Linked DNA regions of Homo sapiens: region 1 is linked to region 2. A link is a loop called in an ENCODE intact Hi-C map of the cell type or tissue named here. Cell type or tissue: Caco-2. All regions are shown on one strand. Each heading gives the region's core, and the rest is flanking DNA. Links, peaks and the distances in the headings are about the cores only.

What was found. Peaks named below come from ENCODE experiments on the same cell type or tissue, not always from the same donor. Only the 100,000 strongest peaks of a DNase experiment are listed, where the experiment ranks them.
Region 1: a loop joins it to region 2, with 5 times the contacts of the local background. A loop is called at or near these places in 1 of 110 quality-filtered maps.

What each region holds. Positions count from the first base shown.
Region 1 is chr6:106,052,263-106,056,664 of GRCh38, reverse strand. It overlaps a transcript of PRDM1 not described here. Among named protein-coding and RNA genes, the nearest start is that of PRDM1, 32 kb to the left of the region's middle. In Caco-2, for the core only: no CTCF peak of the experiment used is centred there; no DNase peak of the experiment used is centred there.
Region 2 is chr6:105,935,148-105,939,549 of GRCh38, reverse strand. No RefSeq gene overlaps it. Among named protein-coding and RNA genes, the nearest start is that of PRDM1, 150 kb to the left of the region's middle. In Caco-2, for the core only: no CTCF peak of the experiment used is centred there; a DNase peak (open chromatin) is centred at 2,359.

The DNA.
Region 1 (4,402 bases), core at 142-4,141, 120 kb before region 2:
TTAAGAAAAATCTGGTCCCACCCTTCTAATTAAAAAGCACAAGTAGTTCCTTTACTGACCACAACAAAGGGCAAATAGACTCAAACCTACTTCCTTCGCAGGAGCTTCTCTTGCTGTTTCTGAGTCGGTTGTGTGTGGCTGATAAACAGGCTTTTGGGTCTGAAGGCATTAAAGTCCAAGCAAGTTGATACATACTGGAGCAGATCAGATATGCTGTCTGAAGAGTGGGGCAGTTTTTCCACCTTTATAAAGGCTAGATTAATATTCCTACTAATTACATTCTAGGAATGGCCAATTCATTCAATTCAAATCACTTGCAAAGGCGGTGAGGGATGAGAAGGCCAGAAACTGTCCTTATCCTCTTAGGGATCTGTGGGTGAGTGCAGACTCTCCGTGCTTCTCCCATTTCGCTGCTGAGGGCTCACTTGCAGGACAACAGAGTGGGAAGGCCAGTAGCCCAAGTCCTGCTGGGCTATACCACAAAGACTGGGTAAGGGAAGTTTGTGCTTACATTATGACAGAAAACTGCTTTGTAGCTTCATCTGTAAGGAATTATGAGATGGAAATTCTTAACCTGAAAGGATTTACTTTTAATTTTAAATATCTCAGTTCCTACCTTTATATCTGAAACAATGTGTTTTTCCTTGAGTTAAAAAAAATTGTTCTTAAGAATGAGCCTTTCTCCCAATCCCCTCCCACACACAGCTTTAATTTGATTTGGACTCTCAGTCAAAAGCATCTTGTTACTTAATTCATATTTGCAAGTTCAGTAAAGTGATGGTTGTGCCTTGAAGTAACAACAGGCACGTTTGCAAGCAAAGTGTCAATAGTGACTCTGAGCTCTAAAAATCTAGAGTCGGGGACCAGAGCTGTACCCATGACTCTCCAGAACCATGGCAAGAAAGTTAGTTAATAAACACCAACTAGCTTTTTTCAACGGCAGCAATAAAATGTTCAATTGGTGAAATGTCCACAAGTTCTGCTCAAAGCATCTTGTGAACTGTTTAATTAGCAAACTCTTGCAACACTCAACAAATAGATATTGGCAAGTTAGGGAGACACAAGGTCCCTTACGTATTAACTGTGCTGATAATCTAATCTGCAGGCTTTTCAAGGGGACACATACTCCATTCTTTTTTCCTCTAAGGATTCAGATACTCAAATGACAAGCATTTTCCATTTAAAGTGTTCTAACAAGTAAATAAACCATAAGAGATGTAAAGACAACTAGTTATAATAGTGAACCAGGCTACTAATCACATGCTAGGCCCTGATCCGATTAATAATATCTCTCATGTATATAATAATGCAAGACATGTATGTATCTTCCCAAAGTAATGATCAGATTTTGTTCACATAAATATAACTAAATCCAAGAAAAAAATTCCCGTAAAAGCCAACTCTACTTTTTGCTTCATCAAACTGCAAAGTATTATCAGATACACATTTAAGGACCCTGCCCAGTATCCTAACAGCCAAAATGCTAGGAAGGTTCAATTAGCAGTGATTTTTAACTAGTCATGCTTCGTGAGAATTATTTCCTTCCTTGGCTCAGATAATCCAGGACAGGCCACACTGAGAAGTCCTAGTTAGCTGATGAAACCCAGATCACAGGTCCAATAGCAGTATGGGTCATTTCAATATATTTTGTTCCAAATTATAAACAAATTGCCAGTATTCATGCTAGAGATGTCTTCAGTAAAATGATGTGTATGAAATGTCAAAATCCTATTCTCGCTATGAATTCAGAATATGTATCCACTCTGTCAAAGGATCAGTAGTATGTTTTTGCTTATGAAAGAACACATATACACTATTCTCATAAAGATCAAAGAAATATATACCTTTTATGGCATAGAAAAATTTGAAAAGCATTACATTAAGCATCTTCTTTCTCCTTAAAAAGTATAGCTATTGTTCATTCCAATCACCATTAAATAATTGATTAAACTGCCTGTAGCTATTCTTAGTTCTACCTGAAGAAGTAAAATGCACATGGTCCTTATCTTCTTAAAGCTTATACATTAATCTGACACTGATCTTCTTAGGCTGAAATATCCAAGTCTTTCATAAATTCATTTGTAAAGCACAAAAGAAAACACATGGAAGTTATTGTTTTAGCAGAAGAGCCATGCTTTTTAATTCATCTAATGGTCTTTAGAATACTTGACATATTCTTAAAAGAAAATCTTGAAAAAAAGCCAAATACTGAAGACACCATCTGCCCCTGCCCAATTCAGAATTAGTTTTAAGTGAGAGAGAGATAGACAGAAAGGAACAAGTAGCAATCTGATTTTCAGTTTTATACAAATACACCAGGTATACACACAAAAGATTTTTAAATGCTTTAAAGAAGGATTAAGAGGCAAATCATTTACTTCAGAGTCAAAAAGCATTTAAAATTCATTTTGTAAAATACCTGAGTTTGTATCTTCCTTCAGTTTTCTTTATACATACGTGTTTCTGTAAAAATGTTGAGATGATCTTGTTTTCTATTTCCCTGCTGCAATGAAATAATGACAGCTACCTCATGACACCATCAGTCTTTGGTCAACCCCTTAACCAAGCAATAGGCAGACTGATCCTTTACACAGATGACCTATGATCTACGAATCTAGTCTCCATGAAAAAAAAAAGAGACCAACACAATGATCCTGCTCTGCAAGGAAACCCCAGAGGGGCTTTTATTCTGTGACTTTTTACAAGTGGTTCATAACCTTTGTACTCTAGACACTCATTCAAAAGATCTCACCACTCTGTAAACTAGGGGATAAGGATGCTCTAAGGCATGAACTTTCTACCCAGAGTATTGTATACATTGTGGGGGGTGGAGGGCTGGGGGGTGGTGGGCACACTGTGCTACTGGTAAAATAAACCACGAAAAAGGACATTAGCCAAGACACTTGTATTCAGGGAGCCTCGCCAACCAGGGAACTCAGTTTTGGCTTCAACCCTGTTACTCAATAACTAGGTCCCAAGGAGAGCAAGTGAGCCTCCTTAGAGTGTTGGCATTTTAAAGTTTCCTAAGAGTCCTTGGGTGCCAATAAGTGTATTTCAAGAATTAAAACAAACAGGATACAATACAATACTTATGTATTCTATTAGAATACATAATGGATACAATAGAATACTTATGTATTCTATTAGAATACATAATAGATACAATAGAATACTTATGTATTTCTAAATTGGGGTCTCAACTGTGTTTTTTCTTTTTAAAACTATAAATACAACAGGAAAAAAACATATAAAGGGGAGAAGGCTACTTACAAAAGATTACTTATGACAACATTTCTGGTTGCTTTAATTTTAATTTCCAACTGGGTTACAATTTTCACTAAGAGGTCTTCTGTCTGATTCAAAAACGACTTGATTAGAAATTCAAATTAAATTATTTGCAACAAGGCTTTTTCTTCTTTGGGGACAGGGAGATAGTAGAGAAGAAGAGGGTCACCATAGGCAAAGCTCCTAAACCAGTGTAAATAAAAATTATCGGATGAAGGCAGAAATGAAATTGAGTCCAGTTTCCCTAAACTGAATAAAATCTAAAAATCAATTCATTCTAAAATAAAAATGCAATTAAAATAAAATTCTACTCCAAAAATTAGGAAGTAAATTTGTGAAAAATAATATTTAATATTTGAGGGTTTTTTTAGGTTTTAATTTCCTCTAAATAGTGACCATAACTTTTTTTTTTTGAGATAGAGTCTCACTCTGTTGTACAGGCTGGAGTGCAGTGGCGTGATCTCAGCTCACTGCAACCTCAGTCTTCCCAGTTCAATGATTCTCCTGCCTCAGCCTCCTGAGTAATTAGGACTACAGGTGTGCACCATGCCTGGCTAATTTTTGTATTTTTAGTAGAGATGGGGTTTTACCATGTTGGCCAGGATGGTCTCGATCTCCTGACTTCGTGATCCATCTACCTTGGCCTCCCAAAGTGCTGGGATTACAGGTGTGAGCCACCCCACGCCCGGCATGACCATGAATTTTTAAAGTGATGTATTTTTACTCATCTAGTTGAGACGTATTCGGGTGTAAATCTGCCATCCTACCCAATGCATCATCAAGGAGACAGTCTGTCTTCCAACAGAGGATCCAAAACAATTGTTAATTTAATACGCTAGATATTTTCCTATGCCACAATCGGATAAGGTAAGATATACATTATTAACAGCAAGTTGATAGTTATTTTTTACATTGTTAGTTAAATGTAAACATGAAGCGTAAAAAAACATTAAAGGCATCAATAACCAGAAATTCAAGACGACCATACCTTTAAAACAAAGAATGTGAAAATCTTCCATAGAGTAAAAAAAATCTTGCCAAAATATTCAGTCTACTTAAGAAAAAACAAACAAAAAATCTTGCTATGTCTTAATCATGTTAGCCTTCTAGGCCCTGG
Region 2 (4,402 bases), core at 309-4,308:
CCAAGTAAACCACTTGTGTTGCTTACACTGTTTCAGCATCTGCTTCCTGGGAGACCTAAATGACACACATACTTGTTAATTTACTAGTTCATTTTAACCTCTCAATAATCTTTGGGTGCTGACTGAATAGGAATTACCTCTCTTTGAAGTCTCAAAAAGCTGAGGCACAAAGCAGTCAGTTATTTGGATTGCCTGCATCTAGAAACAGTCTAATGCTCCAGTTGTGCGCAGCTCCCACTACATGCCTCAGGGGGCTTCATAGAAATGCCTCTGGTTTCCTTAAACAGAGAGGTCAACAGGAAGTTCACCACATTGAGGAACGTTGGAGAATCATGCTCTGAAAAGAAGGGTACTAGGGCATTCCTGGGGTTCTTGGAAGTAGGAATGAACCCATCGTTTTGTGAGTGAATGTATGAGTACTTCATGCTCTGCACCCCCCAACCCCTTTGTATCACTCTGCTAAAATTCAAGCCTCTAGAGAAGGTCTGATTGGCTTGGGTCACATGACCAGCCACCCCTTCTTTCAGGGAAGAAGGCTGAGGACCTTTAATAAGAATCCTGTAAATAATGGGGGAGGAATAATTCCTCATAAGAAAATGAAAATGGATGTGCTATTACCAAAAAGAAGGAATGGATGCTGAGAAAAAGCAAACATTTCTCACAGTCCCTAAAGCCACTGTCTCCGAGTCTCTCAATAATGTCCTATATCCTTCCTGAAGACAGGAGGTGAAGTATATGTCTTTTCAAGGTGCTTTTCAAATTCCACTTTCCATGTGGTTGCCTTTTCATTGTATCCTTTGAGAGTGGAAACTAGTCCTCTTCTTCTGAGATGGTGGCTAACACAAGCAGGCATTTAGTAGATACTGAATGAACTTTTTAAAAGGAACCCAGAGGGGCAAGTTATGAGCATTTTCTGTGCTCTCATTTGAGTCTGGTCTGGTTGTATGTGCAAAAGTGCTCTCCTCCCTCCCTTCCCTACAGCTCTGGACGCTAACTCCCCAAGGATGCTTGTCCTGGTCTGGTGGAGACCTGCTATTGATAAAGAATAAATGAACAAAGAATAAAGAGCAAAATGGCAGGCACTATTTTGTTCCCACATTCTTCAAATGAGCTGAGAAAGCTTTGCAGCCTATCTACTCATTCATTTATTCCATAAATGTTTATTAAGAACCTACCATGGACCAAGCACTGGGGATGTGACAGTGAACAAGGCAGACCAAGTCCCTGCCCTCATATACCTCACAGCCCTTATAACATCTTGGAATGACAGGCCAACAATAGACAAAGAAATGAGACCTTTTCAGATTGTTGTAAGCGCCACTAAGAAACTACAACAGGATAATGGCATGGAAGGTGGCTGGGATTGTCAGGGTTGTCAGGGAAGGCCTCTCTGGAGAGGTGACACTTGTGGAGGCCAGAGTGACTTGCAAAGATCTGAGGAAAAGCATCCCAGGTCAAGAGAACTCTAGGGCTCAGGCTCTGGGATAGGAATATGCTGGATATCATAGAGGGCATGAAGCGGGGTTGGGCGGGCTGGAATGGAGTGAAGGAGGGCAGGCTGGTGGGAGATGTGGCTGGAGAGGTAGTGGCGGTCAGATGATGGATGTCTGCTCCAATGAGCAGGACTGACTTGTCTGCTAGGCACAGCATGAGCAAAGGCTAGAGTCCACATTACTTTTAGGGCCCATGAAAATGTTTTAATTTCTTTAAACATCACAAGGAAAAAGATAGTATAGTAATAACAGTAAATATATACAAGTTGAATTCCTAATCCAAAAATTCAAAGTACGAAATGTTCCAAAATCTAAAACTTTTTGAGTGCCAACATGATGCTCAAAGGGATGCTGAACTGGTAAGTGTATAGTGCGAATATTCAAAAATCCAAAAATATCTGAAATCTGAAACCTTTCTGGTCCAAGCATTTTGAATAAGGGATACTCAACTTGTAATAATGAATCCTGCATGGATTATATTCATTTTTATACCAATGTAATCATAAAATAGGATTTCAATTTTTTCTTTAATGGAGGAAGTACCCATAAAGGCAAAAGAGCCTAGGGTTCACAAAAATCACAAAGCGGCCCCAGTGGTGATGATGTGCTTTCTAAGGCAACCAAGCCTGGTCTGAACTATGCACATTTTCATCCAAGTTATAGAGTTCTCAAGATGTTCAGCCACTAAGATTTTCGACTGCTAAGTTTCTTTAGCAGTTGAATATCTCGAAGCACATCTTCTGATAATACAACAGTGGCAGCCATCACAGCATCTATGTTTCATTCTAATAAAGACTTTTTAGGGACCAGGATGTTGTAGAGAAGTAGAGCAGCATGTAGCAACAAGTCCTATAAGCCTCTGCTCCTGATAAGCCCTTACTTGCTTTGATGTTGAGAAGGAACCTGGAATGCTGCCTGTGATAAGTCTGGTATGTTTGTTTTTGTTTTTAAAAGATACTGTTAGCAATGTTATCTTCAAATATAAATAGTTTATTTTGAAAACAATCCTTATTTACTCACCTGAGATGAGGTAGGCAGGGTAGGTATTATTATGATATGCATCCTACAAATGAAGAAACTGAAGTGAAAACTCACAGAGCTACCAACTGGTGGAACTGGGACCATGTCCAGATTCCCTGCCTCCAAAATGCATGCCCTTGACCTTATTGGAATTATTATTAATGGAGCTAAATGTAGTATCTGGCTTCTAGTAGATGACCAGTAAAGCTACACATAAAACTAATAGAATATGCTATTTAATTGTATCTGAGAAAATAAGTTTCAGGTTTGTGTCATTCAACAGAAATAGGAAGGAAAATGTAGTGAGATGAAAAGCATTCACTAACACTTATTGAATTGCTTTCACTGATCTGAAATTAACAAAACTTGTCAAGTCAAAAAGAATTTATGGATTAAATACTACTGTATTCCTGGCCATGTTGAGGAAAGAAACAAACTTTCTATGGAATGTGAGTTTCTTGAGGTTTGTAGAATGTGAGATTTTAGGTTTAATGTGTCTTTATATCCATAGAAACTATCATGGGGTTTGGGACATGTAGGTATGCTCCATGCATATTTGTTGAATCTATCTTCAATTAAAAACAAGCCCTTGGAACCTGGTGATAAATCTAAGTTCTAAACACTCAAAATAAAAGTTTGCAGAATACTCCCCCCATTCATTGCTTAAGTTTCTATCACCTCCCTTATGTGCTTAAGCACCTAAGTCATGAACCCAGCCCTCTGTGATTTTTCTCTTATCCAGGGAATTCCTTCATGCATCTGTGAAGAAATAGCTGTTAACGTCTAGAGAAGGGGCAGGTTTGGAGTGGACCACGACTGTGTGTAAAGGAAGAATAGAGCTGACCTCTCTACCGAATTTGGCAAATTAATCTTAATGTTTTCCTACTGTAGGTGGCCCAGCTATAAGGACATCCTAAACAAGGCCCTCTGTGATGAGGCCACCTTGGCCCAGTGATCACATTCATAAGGCAGTTTCTCAGTTTGTAAGTTAAGAAGTAATTTCGGCCGGGCATGGTGGCTCACGCCTGTAATCCCAGCACCTTGGGAGGCCGAGGTGGGCAGATCACTTAAGCTCAGGAGTTCAAGACCAGCCTCGCCAACATGGCAAAACCACGTCTCTACCAAAAATGCAAAAAATTAGTCAGGCATTGTGGGTCATGCCTGTAGTCCCAGCTACTCACCAGGCTGAGGCAGGAGAATCACTTGAACCCGGGAGGCAGAGGTTGCAGTGAGCTGAGGTCGTGCCACTGCACTTCAGCCTGGGTGACAGAGCAAGACTCCATCTCAAAAAATAAACAAACAAAAACCCCCAAAAACAAAAATAAGCAAACAAGAAAAAAGAAGTAATTTTCTCTCTGAAGATGTTCTGGGGCTTCCTGGATCGTATAGTATTGACAAATACTGAATTTGATGTTGTGTCATGGAATTTCCTGTTTTAGAAACAGAGTCTGTTTATTATTTCACTTCCGAAGATAGCACTGTTATTAGTTAATTTAGAATGTGTGTGTGGCAAAAGCCTCTCTGTTATTTTCTTAAGTTGGAAGTGATAAAAAATACTTAATTATTTATTGACAGGCATAATTTGATAATAAACTCATGCCGTGAAATCAGACTAACAAGCAGATTTTGTAGGTTCTGTTGGACTGATGTATGCAATTTATTTACCATTCCTGATGGGGCTTTTTCCACCTCCTCCTGCCCAGGAGCACTGCTGCCCCCCAGATCTGCATCCCAGGTGCCCTTGGCAGGGCTCCTGCCATCTGGGCCTCCCCAGTCCCTTTTTCTTTACACCCTACTCATCTCACACCCACCCACCTTGCCTACCCCTGCCTCTGGCTTGTCATCTCCTCTCAGGTGGTACCTGAACGTGGGTAGTGTGTATTGTACGC